Regions from separate parts of the Homo sapiens genome. Here region 2 is linked to region 1. Evidence: read pairs that join two places in POLR2A ChIA-PET (ENCODE). Cell type or tissue: HepG2. All regions are shown on one strand. Each heading gives the region's core, and the rest is flanking DNA. Links, peaks and the distances in the headings are about the cores only.

Region 1 (8,326 bases), core at 78-8,077:
TCATCTGTTCCTCTCTAGTCATTCTTGGGCCTTCCTTCCTAGCTGTCAGGGCCCTTGACTCTTTTTTTTTTTTTTTTTGGAGACGGATTCTCACTTTGTCGCCCAGGCTGGAGTACAGGGGCACGATCTCGGCTCACTGCAACCTCCATCTCTGGGGTTCAGGCGATTCTCCCGCCTCAGCCCTCCCGAGTAGCTGGGACTACAGGTGTGCACCACCACGCCCAGCTAATTTTTGTATTTTTTGTAGAGATGGGGTTTCACCATGTTGCCCAGGCTGGCCTTGAACTCCTGACATCAAGTGATCTTCCCGCCTTGACCTCTCAAAGTGCCGGGATTACAGGCGTGAGCCACGGCGCCCGGCCAACTCTTGAACAGAACAATGAGCTTCATCCTTCTGGGTTGAAGCACAGTGATGAAGTGGCCTCACCCATTGAAGAGAGTCGTCTCAGGTCCATTGAGGTTGAACCATTCCATTCAGCTCTTGGAGGGAGAGGATGGACTCACTGCATCCAGTCCTGTCCATCTGAAATGTTTTTTATGTGCTGTTCCCACAAGGCATATAGCTTTTCCTGGTTTCCCAGTTCAGCAGTGACATTGAGGGTGGTCACCGTCCTTCATTTGTGGTAGAAGCCCTGGTGACTGGGGATAGAATCACACCTCTGACTAAAGGAGGACTCATCTTGGGCCCCATGCTGGGGACAGAGAGCCACCATTATTGGGTGCCCTGACAAGGCAGGGAACAGACAGCGAATGTGCGTGTGTGTCTGCCTCCTAGTGCGCCATGTTCTGACAGAGTGATATGATAGGTGCTGTGTGACTAAGATCAGACTACTCCATGTCTCTGTACTTCGGTTTCTTCTGTAAAAACAGGAATAGCAGTGCCAACCTTTTGAGATTCCATTGGGAAATGTCTCTAAGTGCCAGCACAGCACACTGGCTCTCAGCCCGTTGATCTGCCATGCCTAGCTGTGGGTTTCTCTTGGGAGTTGGAGGGGTCAAGGCAGCAGATTGGACCCTGCAGCTGTCTCTTATAGCAAAAAATACCCAAGGCTTGGGGTTAAAAGATGCCGCCCCTGCCTCCCAGCCTGTGAGGTATCTGGTACCTGACCCTCGCCAGGAGTGCGGAGGGGAAAAGTCCTTCTGCAGGCCCGTGGTTGCCCACTGTCTCTTTGTGCCAAGGGGGTTGCCTTGCTGGCTTGTGTCATTGGTTGGCAGGGCTTTTGACAGTGGAGTCCCTATACCCAGCTCTTCCTCCTGTCGTGAATTAAACAAGGAGGCCCCAGCTTGCCCTAACAGGCCCTGTGGTCCAGCACATGGGAAGCATAACCTTGATCAGGGCTAATGCTGCATCCTGGATGCTATGTACCCTGCACAGAACAGCCATGGATGGACGCTGAGCAAGGCAGGGAACGGGGCGTGGCCCCCCTGCCCCTGGAGCTGGACATCACACAGTCCATTTGTGTGTATGCATGAATGTCACATTCTAGAGTTCCCCTTTCCCCAAACTGGTCCAGAGGCAGTCCAGGGTTACACCTCCAGAGGAGAGCCTGAGTCTGTCCACTTTCCTTCCCCACCAGCCCCAGCCCAGGCATTGTGGCTGCTATAGTGCCCGCCTCCCTGCCACTGCTCAGCAGCCAAGTGCAATCTTCATTAGGCCTCCCTCCAGTCCTGTCCCTTCTCTACGTCAGAGATTCTTGTCATCTTCCACACAAAGCCCAGACATCTCACCTTGCCTTCCAGAGCCCTATGGAAGTCTCAGGTGACTCTCCAGGCCCCTGGCTGCCTCCAGCTCCTCAGGGACCAGGCTTCCTTCCTCTGGGCTTCTGCACACACAGTTCCTTGTGCTGGAAACACTTTGGCTCCCCATCTTCATGTTGAAAACAGGCTCCCATCTCCTGGGTCTCAGCTTAAATCCTACTTCCTCAGAGAAGCCTTTCCCTTTCTAAATCCTTGTCTCCATTGCCCCCCTCCTCGCTTGCAGCCATCCTAGCATCACCACAATTTCAGATCATTTACTTGTTTACTACCTGTCTCTCCACTAGACTGTAAGCTCCATTAGGGCAGGGACCACGTCTGTCTTTGCACCATCAAAGCCTAGCCCAGAGCGGGGCATGTAACTATGCTAGTGCCAAGTGAGTCTGTGTTAAAGAAATGAGTGCATCCCAGGCCGGGCACAGTGGCTAACGCCTATAATCCCAGCACTTTGGGAGGCGGGCAGATCACGAGGTCAGGAGATCGAGACCATCCTGGCTAACAATACAAAAATACAAAAAATTAAAACACTAAAATACTAAAAATACAAAAAATTAGCCGGGCGTGGTGGTGGGCGCCTGTAGTCCCAGCTACTCGGGAGACTGAGGCAGGAGAATGGCATGAACCCGGGACGTGGAGCTTGCAGTGAGCTGAGATCGTGCCACTGCACTCCAGCCTGGACGACAGAGTGAGACTCCATCTCAAAAAAAAAAAAAAAAAAAAGAAAGAAATGAGTGCATCCCAGGGAAAAAAGGGCTCTTGGACCCTGACCATCGGTGCCCTTAATCAGTATAGATTCAGAATTAGGTTTCCCTTCATATCCTCCCTCTCTAGTCGGAATTAGTGTCTGTTTTAGAAATGAGGAAATGGGCTCTGGGCGAATCCTGGCCAGGGTGAGTGGTGTTGAGATGATGAGTTTTTGCTGCAGTTGGGAAAGGCAGGCTTGGAGTCTGATGTGGAAGGACGCGAGGATGGCGTCCCGGGTTCAGGCCACGGATGAGGCCAAAGGGGAGCAGAAAGGACAGTGTGAGCGAGAAGGGAAGGGAGGGAACAAGTGAGGGAGCCTGGGAAGGTGTTGGCCCAAGACGAAACCCTGGATGCTGGCAGCTGGGGAGCAAGGTGATGTTCTTTAAAAGAGAATTCACAGTCTTCAGCACAGGGGCGGCAGGTCGCTCCTGCTGCTCAGGCTGGCTGGCACCAGGGCTGCTCCCAGGCTCACTGTCGGGGACCCAGCCGTCTCTCAGCCACACCCCATGCCCTAGCATACGCAGCCCCTAGGGCCCAGTTGGGAAAGCCCCAGTCCCACCTCTGGCCACGTCGCTTTGGGCTACATGTGTCGCCTTCCTGAGCTTTAGCTCTCTTGAAGATGGGGGTCAGGCAGATCCACGTTACTGTGATATAATATCTGTAAAGCTTCTAGCCCAGGGCCTGGCACATAGTGCTTAGAGAATTTTCCTTCCTTCCTAATTTCCCTACTGAAGGAACAACTTTTTTAAAGTAACTCTTGAAAAGTTAGGGTCCCATTACATTCAGGATATCGTGTGTTTGGGCTGGTCTAGTCATCAGACCTGAGGAACACGAAGGCTATAGAGGGCAGAGCCCCAGGCTGCAGGTGCTGAGGAACTGCCGCTGCCTGGGCCACCACGCGCCCCAGGGAGGGGCCCACAAGTAGCAGCTCGCAGAGCCAACTGGCCAGGCAGACCCTGGCTGCTGACATGTGCTTCATTCTTCACTGGGGAGCTGGTGTGGGGTCCTGTTCTTCTGAGTAATGAGCAAGATTGGGGTGCAGGCCCAAGACTGCTGTGTATTGGTAAAGAGGGCAAACCCTGCCCTGTCCCCTCCTTGAGCAGAGCCTGGCAGGGTACGTGTGGGCATTGGCCTTGATTCACACGGGCATCCTGCAGCCCCAACAAGATGACACCCTTCTGTGTTCTTGGAGGTAGGTGCCCATTAGCTCAACTGCTGGCCTGCATTCCCAGGGCTTGCTTTTACTTGTCTGTGGTGATGTTGTGCCATGGCCTCTGTGTGTGTTCCTGCTTATTGGTGTTTTCTGCCAAGTAGTCAGGAACCTCCTTGGGCAAGAGCATGTGCATGTACGTGCTTGGGAACAGCTCAATCTTAGCTCCCGCAGGCCCCAGCCGCCTTAGCAGTTCTGCGTGTGTGAACTTTATGGAAGCAGAAAGGGCTGGTGACACTTGGGTTCTTGGGGTTTGTCAGGGGAGGGCACCAAATTGGTCTTGAGGAAGCAGTTAGGTGAGCCCCAGTGACAGTCTTAAGCACAGTGATTGGCAGATAGCAAGTGAAGGAGGGGCAAGGCTGCCACCACTTCTGGCTTCTGGTGAAATTTTACTGGACTGATTCCTAGGAAACTGCTGTTTGTCTTTGAGACCTTTCCACATCAGATGGCCCATGAAGCGTTCCACAGGGACCTTTGGTACAATCCATCTGTCCTACGTGGGCCATCAGAATCCCCTTCTGCACATGGGCTGGAAGAGGAGAGAAGCCCTCCAGCCTGGGGATGGGAGACCTAGGGGTCTCAGGTTCCTGAGAGGTCGAAAGGATTAACATAGTCCAGCTCTGTCTGAGCCTCAGAAAACCTGCCCTCCCTGTTAGAGGCCATGGGAAGAGTGTTCTTTTTAAGCATGAAGAACTGACTGTGGGCCAGGTGTAGTGGCTCACGCCTGTAATCCCAACACTTTGGGAGGCCGAGGTGGGCAGATCAGCTGGGGCCAGGAGTTCTAGACCAGCCTAACATGGCAAAACCACATCTCTCCTAAAAATACAAAAATTAGCCGGGTGTGGTGGCGTGCACCTGTGATCCCAGCTATTTGGGAGGCTGAGGCACAAGAATCACTTGAACCCAGGGGGCAGAGGCTGCAGTGAGCCAAGAGCACACCACTACACTCCAGTCTGGGCAATAGAGCAAGACTGTCTCAAAAAAAAAAAAAAAAAAAAAAAAAAAAGACTGTCATTAGCCAAGCATGGTGGCGTGTACCTGTAGTCCCAGCTACTTGGAAGGCTGAGGTGGGAGGATTGCTTGAGCCCAGGAGGTCAAGGCTGCAGGGAGCCAAGGCGACAGAGCGATGTCTTGTCTCAAAAACAAACAACTAGCTGTGTTGACTAGAGGCAGCTGTGAAACTGTCCTAAAAGGCTGGACTTCGAGAAGTTTCTTCCACAGATTGACCAGGTACTGTAGGTTTCAGTCACAACTGGGGTCCTGACACTGGCAAAACCCCACCAGCTGCCCCACAAGTGGGGCCTGCCCTGAGGTCAGGGAGTTCTCTGCTGTACTGGTTCCTTTATGCACTAGGAAGGCAGACATGCCCTGAGGAGCCCTCAGAGTCCAACCCCAGCACCCCCACTAGGTCATTGCTGCCTTTAATCACATTCCAGATCCAGAGCCACACAGTGGCCCTGGCATTGGTCTCGGGTGTGTCCCATATCAGCAGCACATCTGCAGAGGGGCGTGAGTGCAGGCTCCCTGCTGAAAGCTCCCAGGGGTACCACGGAACAGCGGCTGTTGGTGGTGGACCCTGTGGAGGCTCCTGGCCTTCACTGTGTGTCCCTTGTCTTCCAGGTGAGACTGTGGAGATGAGAAGGTGGTGGACACTCGTGATGGAATGGAAATCGTCCTACCGTGCAGCCACACCCTGCCCTGCCCCGCCCCGCCCCGCCCGCGTGCCTGCCCATGCCAGCACTTCCTTAAGTTCTCACATCACACTCAAACCAGTGACACCACAGGAAAGAAAGACCCAAGACGTTGGAATGGCTGTTTCCATGGACACAATCTCCATAGTGACAATGTGGGGGGAGGGGGGAGGGGTGGGATGATGGGGAAAGGGTGGGGGGAATTAAAAGGGAGGGATAAATATATATATATAAATCTATTTTTAGTCTGGAAAGACTTTGTTTAAATGAAAGGTGCGCTATCCCTTTTGATTCTGTTTTAAAATTATCTCGTTAAAGATCTCCAAATTTGTTCCGATGACAAGTGAAATTTAAATGTGAGATTGAACTGAACAAACCCTCATCTCATGAAGGACGGGGTGTGTGTGTGGCGTTGATCTTTAGCCTGTCTCACACCAGTTCAGAAAACACTAGACCCAGGATTGAAAAAGCAAACCACAGCAGAACCATCCTTTTGTCATTAATTTGTCTCAAAGTGGGAAGGTTTTGGGGGAGGGGGAAATACAGGGATGGTCCATGTTTTCAAGAGTAGGGGAATGATGTTTAAACACAAAAATAAATTTTTTTTCATTTCCAGAAACACTATTTATTTATGGTTTTTTTTTTTTAATTTTTTCTTTTTGGGGGTGAAATTGGCAGATGCCTGAGGTCATAGCTGTGTCCTGGGTCACTGTGGCTGGTGAGGACCTCAAGGACCCCATCAAGTGTACACAGCAGCAGCAAAATCAAGGGATGACCCTCCTCTGGGGCCCCCTGTCCTCAGCACATTCCAGGCAGCTGTGCCCTGACCCACAGGGACCCGTGGGGATGGGAGGAGGTCCAGGCCTGTGTTGCCAGAGCTGGCAGTGTGAGCTGTAGGCAGGGACGGGGAGGGACTGTCGCTGTGATCAGAGTGGGTTAAGCTGACCAGGAACACCCATTTAACCCCTTTTTCTTTTTGCTTTCATTTTTATAAAGGAAAAGAGGACCTGTCAGATAGGCAGCCCCATGCTACGTGATTCTTTATGTTGTGTTGTTTTGTTTTGTAAATTGTATAATTTTTAAATATCTGAGTTTTAAAAAAAGAAAAAAGTACAAAAAAATCTTGTTATGGCCTTAAGAAGGGGTTAGTGCATCTTTCAGGGGTCACTCTGCCATGGGGATAAAATAGCTGTTTCACAAACAGTTTTATTTAAAAAAACAAAAAACAAAAAAAATCAAAAAATCAAAAAAATAATAAACTTCATTTTAACCTTGTTTCCTCTTCTGTTTACTTTAAAGTGAATGCGTCTCTTCCTTCTCCCATTCTAACCCCCAAAGGGTAGCTCTGGTTCTCCAGAGGAGGCCATGATCAGAACCTGTCTGTCCCATTCCTGGCCTCTCGATGGCCACGCAGCCGGGAAGCAAACAAAATATAGGGTTCTTCTGCCACTCCTCTGGGCAGGTGGAGTGTGGCCAGTGTATGGGGACAGTCAGATTTACTCAAGTTGATATGAAGACATATTTCCAATCAACATTAAGGGTTATAAAAAAATAATGGAATGTTAATGGACTTTTTTAGAGAATGGAAATACTGGAAGGAATATTGTGAAGCAGAAATAAGCAATTATAAATGAGTTCTGTGTTCATCAATTTGGGGCAGCAGAAATGGCAGATTAATTGTATTTTAATGGCTACATCAAGCAGTCCATTTCTCATTTCACTCCGCCAGGATGGAGGTGTGGGTGGGTGCGCCGTGCCGGCCGTAGGACCAAGCTTAGGCAACTGAACAGGACCTGCACAGAAATGATGGCTTTTTTGAGCTAGTTGTTGTCTCATTCTGGTCTTGACTTGGCATTAATACAGTTAAAATGAAATGGATAGACTTCAGGTGTCAAGGGCTAAACCACAAAACTTGAAAAATATGTATCTTGAGGAAAATATTTTCCTGACAGCAAATGTTTGTCATTTTGTCTTTTATTCTTTTGTCCCCTTTTGATTTGCCTGAGTGGAGCACTTGTGATTGTTCTAGGTCTTTCCTTAAATTGGCTTCAGTAATGACCTTCACTGGGGAGTGGCAGTGATACACGCATGCCTCCTGACTCCAGTTTCTGGCTTCTGCAGTTCTCCTCAACTGCTCAAGTGCCTTTTAGTTCCTTTAGTGTTTGTCTTAATTGATTTTTTTAAAGTAGTTTTATGTTCACAGAAGGATTAAGCTGACGGTACAGACAGTTCCCATATAACCCCTTCCCCCCGTATGCATACCTTTCCCTCTATCAACATCCCAACCAGAGTTGGCATACTGTTTTCACCCAAAGTCCATAGTTTATACTAGGGGCCACTCCCGGTGGTGTACATTTTATGGCCTTTGACAAATGTATAAAGACCTGGATCTGGCAGGGCGTGGTGGCTCTCGCCTATAATCCCAGCATTTTGGGAGGCTCAGGTGGGTGTATCGCTTGAGTTCGAGAACAGCCTGGGCAACATGGCGAAACCCCATCTCTACATAAAAATACAAAAATTAGCCAGGCATGATGGTGCATGCCTGTAGTCTCAGCTACTTGGGAGGCTGAGATGGGAGGATCACTTGAGCCCAGGAGGTCGAGGCTACAGTGAGTCGTGATCGCGCCACCACACTTCAGCCTGGGTGACAGCAAAATCCTGTCTCAAAAAGACGAGGACGCACCATGATCCAGAGTAGTTTCACTGCTCCAGGGATCCTCCGTGTCCCACTGTTCATTCCTCCTTAGCCCCAGTCCCTCACCGCTGAGCCTTTTACTGTCTGCAAAGTTTTGCCTTTTCCAAAGTATCATATAGTTGAGATTAGATAGTAGGTAGCCTTTTTTAGATTGGCTTCATTCACTTAGTAATGTGCATTTAAGGTTCACCCGTGTCTTTTCATGACTTGATAGCTTGTTTCTTTTTAGTG
Region 2 (8,326 bases), core at 10-8,009, 250 kb before region 1:
ACAGTGTATCTGCCCTCCCCCTGGAGTGGCCTCTTAGATACACTGTGAGGAGGAGCAGGAGGCCCCGGGTGAGGATATGGAGGTCACAGGTCGAGGGGGCCACAGGGTAGGTACACAGAGGGGGCAGTGGCCTGTGAGTGCTGTGCAGGGCTGCTGGGCAGGGTCGGTGGTGATGTCATTTGTGGTTCACTCTACCCCTCTTGTCTCTAAAAAAAAATTTTTTTAATTTAAAAAAAAAAAAATTTGATGCCCAGGCTGGCCTTGAACTCCTGGCTTCAAGAGGTCCTTCTGCTTTGGCTCCTGAGTAGCTGGGATTACAGACACGCGCCACCATCCCAGCCCACCTGGGTCCCTGGGGGACAATATAACAGCCCCCATCTCTATATGCCTACCCTGCCCCTGTCCCATCTCGGATAAGTCCGTGCCCTGAAGCAAGGCTCTTAGTTTTATGACAAAATGAATGTAATGTTATCATTAAACAGCAGCAATCCTGCAGTAGAGTCCGGAGATACAAAGTCCAGGGTAAAATCCCCCCTGCTCCGTCCACCAGAGGGGAGCCCTGGAGGGGGCCCGGGTGCCAGCTCCCTGGAATGACATTTCACAAGCGAGTGTCGTTATGTCAATTACAAGTCGAACCCACTGTGACTGCCGACATGTGAGTCGATTCCCTGGAACTGTGAGTGCCTTTAGTTCTTTGAGGGAGGGTGTGTCTCTCTTTTTCTTTCTTTCTTCTTTTTGTTTTTTTTGAGACGAAGTCTTGCTCTGTCATTCAGGCTGGAGTGCAGTGGCGCGATCTTGGCTCACTGCAACCTCCACCTCCCAGATTCAAGCGATTTTCCTGCCTCAGCCTCCTGAGTAGCTGGGATTACAGGTGCCCACCACCACACCTGGCTAATATTTTTATTTTTAGTAGAGACGGGGTTTTGCCATGTTGGCCAAACTGATCTTGAACTCCTGACCTCAAGAGATCTGCCCACCTTGGCTTCCCAAAGTGCTGGGATTACGGGCATGAGCCAACAGCCCTGGCCAAATTTTTGTTGTTGTTGTTATTATTGTTGTTATATAGATGAGGGCTTTCTGTGTTGTCCAGGCTGGTCTCAAATGCCTGGCCTTGCCTTCTTATGTGACAGGACAACAGGCCTGAGCCACCGCGGCTCCTGATTTTTTTTTCTTTTTTTGTATTTTTAGTAGAGGCGGGGTTTCACCATGTTAGCCAGGCTGGTCTCGAACTCCAGGCCTCAAGCAATCCACCCGCCTCGGCCTCCCAAAGTGCTAGGATTACAGGCATGAGCCACCCTGCCCAGCCTGGGGGTGTCTCTTTAGTGGCTCAACAGGAAGCTCAAAATATCAGCATTGCCAGAATTTTGAGGGATTAACTGACGCACAGGGCCAACTCCATCTCTGTTCCCGCATCTTCCAGAAGGCTGGCCTCCCTTTGGGACCCCCTTCCCAGAGCTCTGGCTCAGAGCTGAACTGAAGAGACCTGGGAAGAGATGAGCCTGGCCTCCCTCCAGCCCCACACCACAGGCAGGGCCCACACCTCTCTTTCCCCAATAAAATAAATCTTGCGGCTCCTCTGAGCATCTCAAAGACACGATCTTCTCCCGATTAACAATCCGGCCTGCATGTTCTTGGCTGCTGGCTGCCGACCTCAATTTAGAACTGTCTGCTGCTCAGCTGCTGGAGAAGGAGGGGCCTGGAGAACCCAGGAGCGCTAAAGCCGAGGGGCCTGTGCAGCTGAAGTCTGGGGCAGGGGGCGGCTGCTGCCCCCAGCCCAGGATCCAAACAGCATCTCAGAGGCCTGCAGCAGGGGTTAGAGCCCCCCAGGCAGGGCTGCTGCTTTGGGAATTTTCAAACTGTTTTCTGAGGTGCCTCTGATGAGTGGGGGGAGGGGTGGCTCCTACAAAACTGGCTTTGTCATGGTCATTGACATCATGATCACAGCCGAAATGGCCCCACGTGGAGCACCTCTGCGTTGTTGGAAAAACTGCTCTCAGGATGTTGCCTGTTATACTGTAAAAAACCTGACAAATCCTCTCCGAGCCCAGAGTCCGGGAGAGGTTTGTGTCTCCCGCTGCCTGAATGCCTCCTTACTTTGGCACGGGGAGAACTGTGGGCAGACCTGCCTCCCTCTCTGTCTACCGCCAGGAAACGCTTGGGTTTCTTTATTTTGTTTTCCTGCCTCCTTCTTTATTTCTCATCCATCACCAGCTTTCTCTCTTCTCAGGCCTGTGCTTTGATCCCAGGTGGCCTCTTGGCCTTTGGGAAGAAGAGGGGTTGGGAGCGCAGGCTCTGGTGTTCCCCAGCCCTGGATGGGGTTGTAGCTCCACTCTCTACCTGCTGAGGAATCTGGAGCTAAGTGCTTCAACTCCCTGACCCTCAGACTCTTCTTCTTCATAAAACAGGGGCTCTCACTTTGCCTTGGGGTATATTAGGAGAGGTAGAGTGGTGTGCGTAATATGCTTGGCACAACTCCGGCACACAGCAAGTGCAGGAGAGGTAGGGGCTGCACCTGCAGAGGTAAGCTCACACGATGCACGAGACTTGTCTTTCTTTTTTTTTTTTCTGAGACGGACTCTTGCTCTTGTCGCCCAGGCTAGAGTGCAGTGGCATGATCTCTGCTCACTGCAACCTCAGCCTCCCAGGTTCAAGCGATTCTCCTGCGTCAGTCTCCCGAGTAGCTGGGATTACAGGCATACACTACCACACCTGGCTAATCTTTGTATTTTTAATAGAGACAGGTTTTGCCATGTTGGCCAGGCTGGTCTCAAACTCCTGACCTCAGGTGATCGGCCCACCTTAGCCTCCCAAAGTGCTGGGGTTATGGGCATAAAAAAGTTAGCCTGGCTAATTTTTGTATTTTTAGTAGAGACGGGGTTTCACCATGTTGGCCAGGCTAGTCTTGAACTCCTGACCTCCAGTGATCCGCCTGCCTCGGCCTCCCAAAGTGTTGGAATTACAGGTGTGAGCCACCGCACCCGGTCGTGAGCCTTAACAGGCAAGTGGGTGGGACTGAGGCAGCCTCAAGTGACCTGTTGCTCTCTCCCTTTGCTTCCCCTCCAGGAGGACAGTCAGTGACCCACACCGGCCTGCCCATCATGGCCTCCCTGGCCAACACAGCTATCTCCTTCAGCTGCAGGATCACCTATCCATACACTCCCCAATTCAAGGTTTTCACAGTCAGCTACTTTCATGAAGATCTCCAGGGACAGAGGAGCCCTAAGAAGCCAACAAACTGCCACCCTGGACTGGGCACAGAGAACCAGAGCCACACCCTGGACTGCCAGGTCACCCTTGTGCTGCCGGGAGCATCGGCCACTGGCACCTACTACTGCTCTGTCCACTGGCCACACTCCACGGTGAGAGGCAGCGGCACCTTCATCCTGGTCAGAGGTAAGGCTTCCTCTGTGGCTCTTCCAGGGCAAAGGACACAGAGGTTTCAAATGGCAGTTTGGGACTTTGGATCGGAAATAGAGAATGGGGCCAGGCGCAGTGGCTCACACATCCCAGCACTTTGGGAGGCTGAGGCGGGTGGATCACCTGAGGTCAGGGATTCGAGACCAGCCTGGCCAACATGGTGAAACCCCGTCTCTACTAAAAACACAAAAATTAGCTGGGCATGGTGGCAGGTGCCTGTAATCCCAGCTACTCAGGAGGCTGAGGCATAAGAATTTCTTGAACCCAGGATGGGAAGTTGCAGTGAGCCTAGATCGCACCATTGCACTCCAGCCTGGGTGACAAGAGCAAAACTCCATCTCAAAAAAAAAAAAAAAAAAAAAAGAAAAGAAAAGAAATAGAGAATGGTTTGCCTTGTCTACCAGCATTGGCAAAGCAGGCAGACCCACTTCAGGGAGCCCCGGCCTACGGCTGTGCCAGGGCTCCATCTGGGTGTGGAAAGGGCAGGGCCGGGCATGCAGATCTGCTCCTGAACGCCGCTGGCAGGTGACCTAAAAGAGCTCCCTTGGGCCCTTGGTCTCAGTGTGCCATGGGCATCATGGTGGGGGAACTTCTGCAGAACTAGGTATGTGCATGTATGTATTTGTGGGGGCCTCGTGTATGTGAGCACTTGGCTCATGTATAATACACCTTTCCAGAGACAGATCTTTAGTTTTCATCATGCTCTCTCTTTTTTTTTTTTTTTGAGACAGAGTCTCGCTCTGTCACCCAGGCTGAAGTGCACTGGCCCAATCTTGGCTCACTGCAATCTCTGCCTCCTGGGTTCAAGCGATTCTCATGCCTCAGCCTCCCAAGTACCTGGGATTACAGATGTCCACCACCACACCTGGCTACTTTTTGTATTTTTAATAGAGACAAGATTTCGCCATGTTGGCCAGGCTGGTCTCGAATCCTGACCTCAAGTGATCCGCCCACCTCAGCCTCCAAGAGTGTTGGGATTACAGGCATGAGCCAGCACACCCAGCCAGTTTTCATCACATTCTCAAAGGAGTGATGATCCCAAAAGTTATGAGTGAGCCCATCACCAAAGCCCTGATTCTCTGACCTACCTCTGCGATCCCCTGGAAGGAGCTGGGGGCTTCGGAATCCCATAGACCTGGGTTTGAACCTCTGTCCTGCTGCTTGCCCGATGTGATCTTGGGCCTGGTCTTCATGGCGATCCTCTGCCTTCCAAGGACTTGGATGAGGTTGAAGGAGATGGTGCCCATATGGGCTGGTGGCTGACAATAGGCAGTGCTGGGGAAATCATGCTCATGTGCCTGGCATGTGGTTGGCACTCCGTGTGTTTTTGCCAGTCGGATGGATGGATGGGGTGAGGGGAAGGAGGACTGGATGCCAGCAGGAGGGACTGGGGATGGCATGGGGTAGGAGGGCTGGGCCTCACCTAGCCTGGGTGCAGCCCCCTGTCAGTCCCAGGATAAATCCGCCTCCTTCAGCCCTAGCCACATCCACCCGTATTATCACCACCTCACACAGGGAAAAGAAGAGGCCCCGAGAGGGGAGACATCTCGCTCAGGGCCCTACAAGCAGCCCACAGGGGAGCCAGGTCACGGGGGCAGGGGCACCGGAAGAGCAAATGGCCCCTGTCCTTACAGAGAAGCAAGGCAGTGAGCATGAAAAGGAGTGAGGGGACAATGAAGGCCCGAACCCTGGCTCCCAGGGGGCCTAGTGGGGTGTGGAGCGTGTTGGCGGGGTAGCATTGAAAACAGGGTCCTGAGTGAGGGAGAACATCAGGTGTGTGTGCCCCGCTTTCTCCTGGGTCACTGACCCCTCTGCTCCCCTGCGCTTCCTCCTAGACGCAGGGTACCGAGAGCCCCCGCAGAGTCCACAGAAGCTCCTGCTCTTTGGCTTCACCGGCCTCCTGAGTGTCCTGAGTGTAGTGGGCACGGCCCTGCTGCTCTGGAACAAGGTACGGGATCAGTGCTCACAGCCATGCAGCCCCTCCACCCGACACGCCACCGGCTGCCCGCCTGCCCTCTGCAGGGCGTTTGGTGGGCCCTGGTGAGGGCACATCCACATCTGTAACAGGTGGCCCTCGTGGCCCCTTGCACCAGGGCTGGGGGCATCCCTCCTGTGCCACTCCCTGTGCTGCCATGGGGTGCCTTTTGATCTTGTTGCAAGAAACCAGGGCTCTGCAGGCTTTCCCAGGTCCCATGTCCCTCTGAGAACCTGGGAGAGGCTGCAGGCCCTCCTGCCTACCATTTCTAGCTCCCCAGATTAGGGAATCCCTGCTCAGGTTTTCTTGATCCCAGCAGGCTGGAAGGGATGAAGGGGCTACCAGCCACTCACACAGGTGCTCTCCCACACACCCTCCCACTCGCCCTCTCGCACGCCCTCCAGCAACCCTCCCACACACCCTCCCACACACCCTCCCAAACACCCTCCAGCATAGCTCCATGACGAGGTTTTTTCCCATTTCACAGCTCTGGAAGGTCAGGCTCAGAGACGTTGTGATTTGCCCAGGGTCGCATAGTAAGTGTACTGCAGTCAGGGCTAGAGTGCAGGATGGGGTGGCTTGGTCCATTTCCTCACCTGGACGGCTCCTGCTCACACTGTGGGTGGCACCTGCCTGGGGAGGGAACCTCTCTGCTGGGGCTCCCCTCATGCTCATCATCACCCAGCCCTATGGATTCCTGTTCGATGCTGGCCCACCCTCCCTGCCTGGCAGCAAGTGCCAGGAGGCCAGAGGCCGAGGCAGTCTTGTTCAGGGGCTCCTTGCCCAGCACATGGTGGTGCTCAGACAGCATGCTGAGTGAAAGGATGCAGTGCCCAGCGGGTACCAGGTTCTCCCAGGCTCAGGGGTGCAAAGCTGATGGGTCAGGGCTCGTCAGAGGCTGCTGTTAGCAGCTCAGGCTACTGCTCCACCCTCCGGGGACCTTCGGGGCCAAGCCTGGGGGCAGCTGAGTCAGCAACAGCCCTGGGTGTGAGGCGTGAACACTGGCACCATCATTGGGGTCTCCCTGGGTCAAAAAAGGCTCAGCCCCTGCATCTGAAGGCCAAGACCCTACCCACACCCAGAGAAGAGCTCTCTTCCACGGGAATTTATGTGTTCATTCATTCAACAAACACTGAAAACCTACATTCCAGGCCCTGTTCTAGGCACCAGGGATACAGCAATGACCAAACTGAAATCAAGAAATCTCTATCTGAGGCTGAGCACGGTGGCTCATGCCTGTAATACCAGCACTTTGGGAGGCCGAGGTGGGTGGATCACTTGAGGTCAGGAGTTCGAGACCAGCCTGGCCAACATGGCAAAATCCCATCTCTACTAAAAATACAAAAATTAGCTGGGTGCATTGGCAGGTGCCTGTAATCCCAGAGGCTGAGGCAGGAGAATTGCTTGAACCTGCGAGGCGGAGGTTGTAGTGAGATTACACTACTGCACTTCAGCCTGGGTGACAAAGCAAGACTAAGTCTCAAAAAAAAAAAAAAAAAAAAAAGAGAAATCTGTCTGCCAGGTATGGTGGCTCACACCTGTAATTCCAGCACTTTAGAAGACTGAGGCAGGAGGATTTCCTGAGCTTAGGAGTTCAATATCAGCGTGGGTAACAGAGAGAGACCCCATCTCTACAAAACATTTTAAAAAATTAGCCAGTCATGGTAGCATGCACCTGTGGTCCTGGGCTACTTGGAAGGCTGAGGTGGAAGGATCGCTTGAGCCCAGGAGGTCAAAGCTGCAGTGAGCTGTGATCACACCACTGCACTCCAGCCTGAGCGACAGAGGGAGACCATCTCAAAAAAGAAAGAAAGTTTGAGACCAGCCTGACCCCCGTGGTGAAACCCCATCTCTACTAAAAATACAAAAACATTAGCCAGGTGTGGTGGTAGGCGCCTGTAATCCCAGCTACTTGGGAGGCTGAAGTGGGAGAATTGCTTGAACCCGGGAGGTGGAGGTTGCAGTGAGCTGAGATCACACCAGTGCACTCCAGCCTGGGCGACAGTCTCAAGAAAAATAAATAAAAGGCTGGGTGCGGTGGCTTATGCTTGTAATCCTGGCACTTTGGGAGGCCGAGACAGGCGGATCACTTGAGGCCAGGAGTTCAAGACTAGCTTGGCCAACATAGCAAAACCCCATCTCTACTAAAAATACAAAAACTAGCTGGGTATTGTGGCACATGCTTGTCATCCCAGCTACTCAGGAGGCTGAGGCAGGAGAATAGCTTGAACCCAGGAGGCAGAGATTTTAGTGAGTTGAGATGGCGCCACTGCACTCCAGCCCCTGGGCAACACAGCGAGACTCCATCTAAAAAAAAAAAAAAAAAGAGGAAGGTCCGGGTGCGGTGGCTCATGCCTGTAATCCCAGCACTTTGGGAGGCCGAGGCAGGCAGATCACAAGGTCAGGAGACCGAGACCATCCTGGCTAACACAGTGAAACCCTGTCTCTACTAAAGATACAAAAAATTAGCCGGGTGTGGTGGTCACACGCCTGTAGTCCCAGTTACTTAGAAGCCTGAGGCAAGAGAATCACCTAAACCTGGGAGGTGGAGGTTGCAGTGAGCCGAGATGGCACCACTGCACTCCAGCCTGGGCGACAGAGTGAGACTCTGTCTCAAAAAAAAAGGAAAAAGAAAAGAAAGGAAATCTGTTTTCATTAAATTGGCATTCCTGTTGAGGCGAGACCGACGATGCACCACCCAGTGAGTAGGTCGTATATATCAGATGGGATAATTATTGGGGGAAACTCAGCAATGTGAAGGGAGGTCGGCATGGGAATGGAGAAGCACCTGGAATGAGGGAGGCAGGTGCACATCAGGGCTGGGCGTGCCAGTGGGAGAATAGTGGATGCAGGTGCTCTGAGGCAGAAGCGGGCATGGGGTGTCCCAGGAGCTGCATGGGGGCCCATGTGGCTGGTGTAGCCTGAGCTCACAGA

The links. ChIA-PET counts read pairs that join two places held together with the same protein. Peaks named below come from ENCODE experiments on the same cell type or tissue, not always from the same donor. Only the 100,000 strongest peaks of a DNase experiment are listed, where the experiment ranks them.
Region 2: POLR2A ChIA-PET joins it to region 1 with 5 read pairs; 4 of 35 experiments call an interaction of 5 or more read pairs at or near these places.

Annotation. Positions count from the first base shown.
Region 1 is chr22:42,158,362-42,166,687 of GRCh38, reverse strand. It overlaps TCF20 (transcription factor 20), which reads left to right. Exons shown (of 6, transcript NM_001378418.1): 6 at 5,330-6,675. Among named protein-coding and RNA genes, the nearest start is that of CYP2D6, 32 kb to the right of the region's middle. In HepG2, for the core only: no CTCF peak of the experiment used is centred there; no DNase peak of the experiment used is centred there.
Region 2 is chr22:42,406,474-42,414,799 of GRCh38, reverse strand. It overlaps NFAM1 (NFAT activating protein with ITAM motif 1), which reads left to right. Exons shown (of 6, transcript NM_145912.8): 2 at 3,064-3,393; 3 at 5,253-5,365. Among named protein-coding and RNA genes, the nearest start is that of NFAM1, 22 kb to the left of the region's middle. In HepG2, for the core only: no CTCF peak of the experiment used is centred there; a DNase peak (open chromatin) is centred at 3,409; H3K27me3 peaks cover 2,531 bases.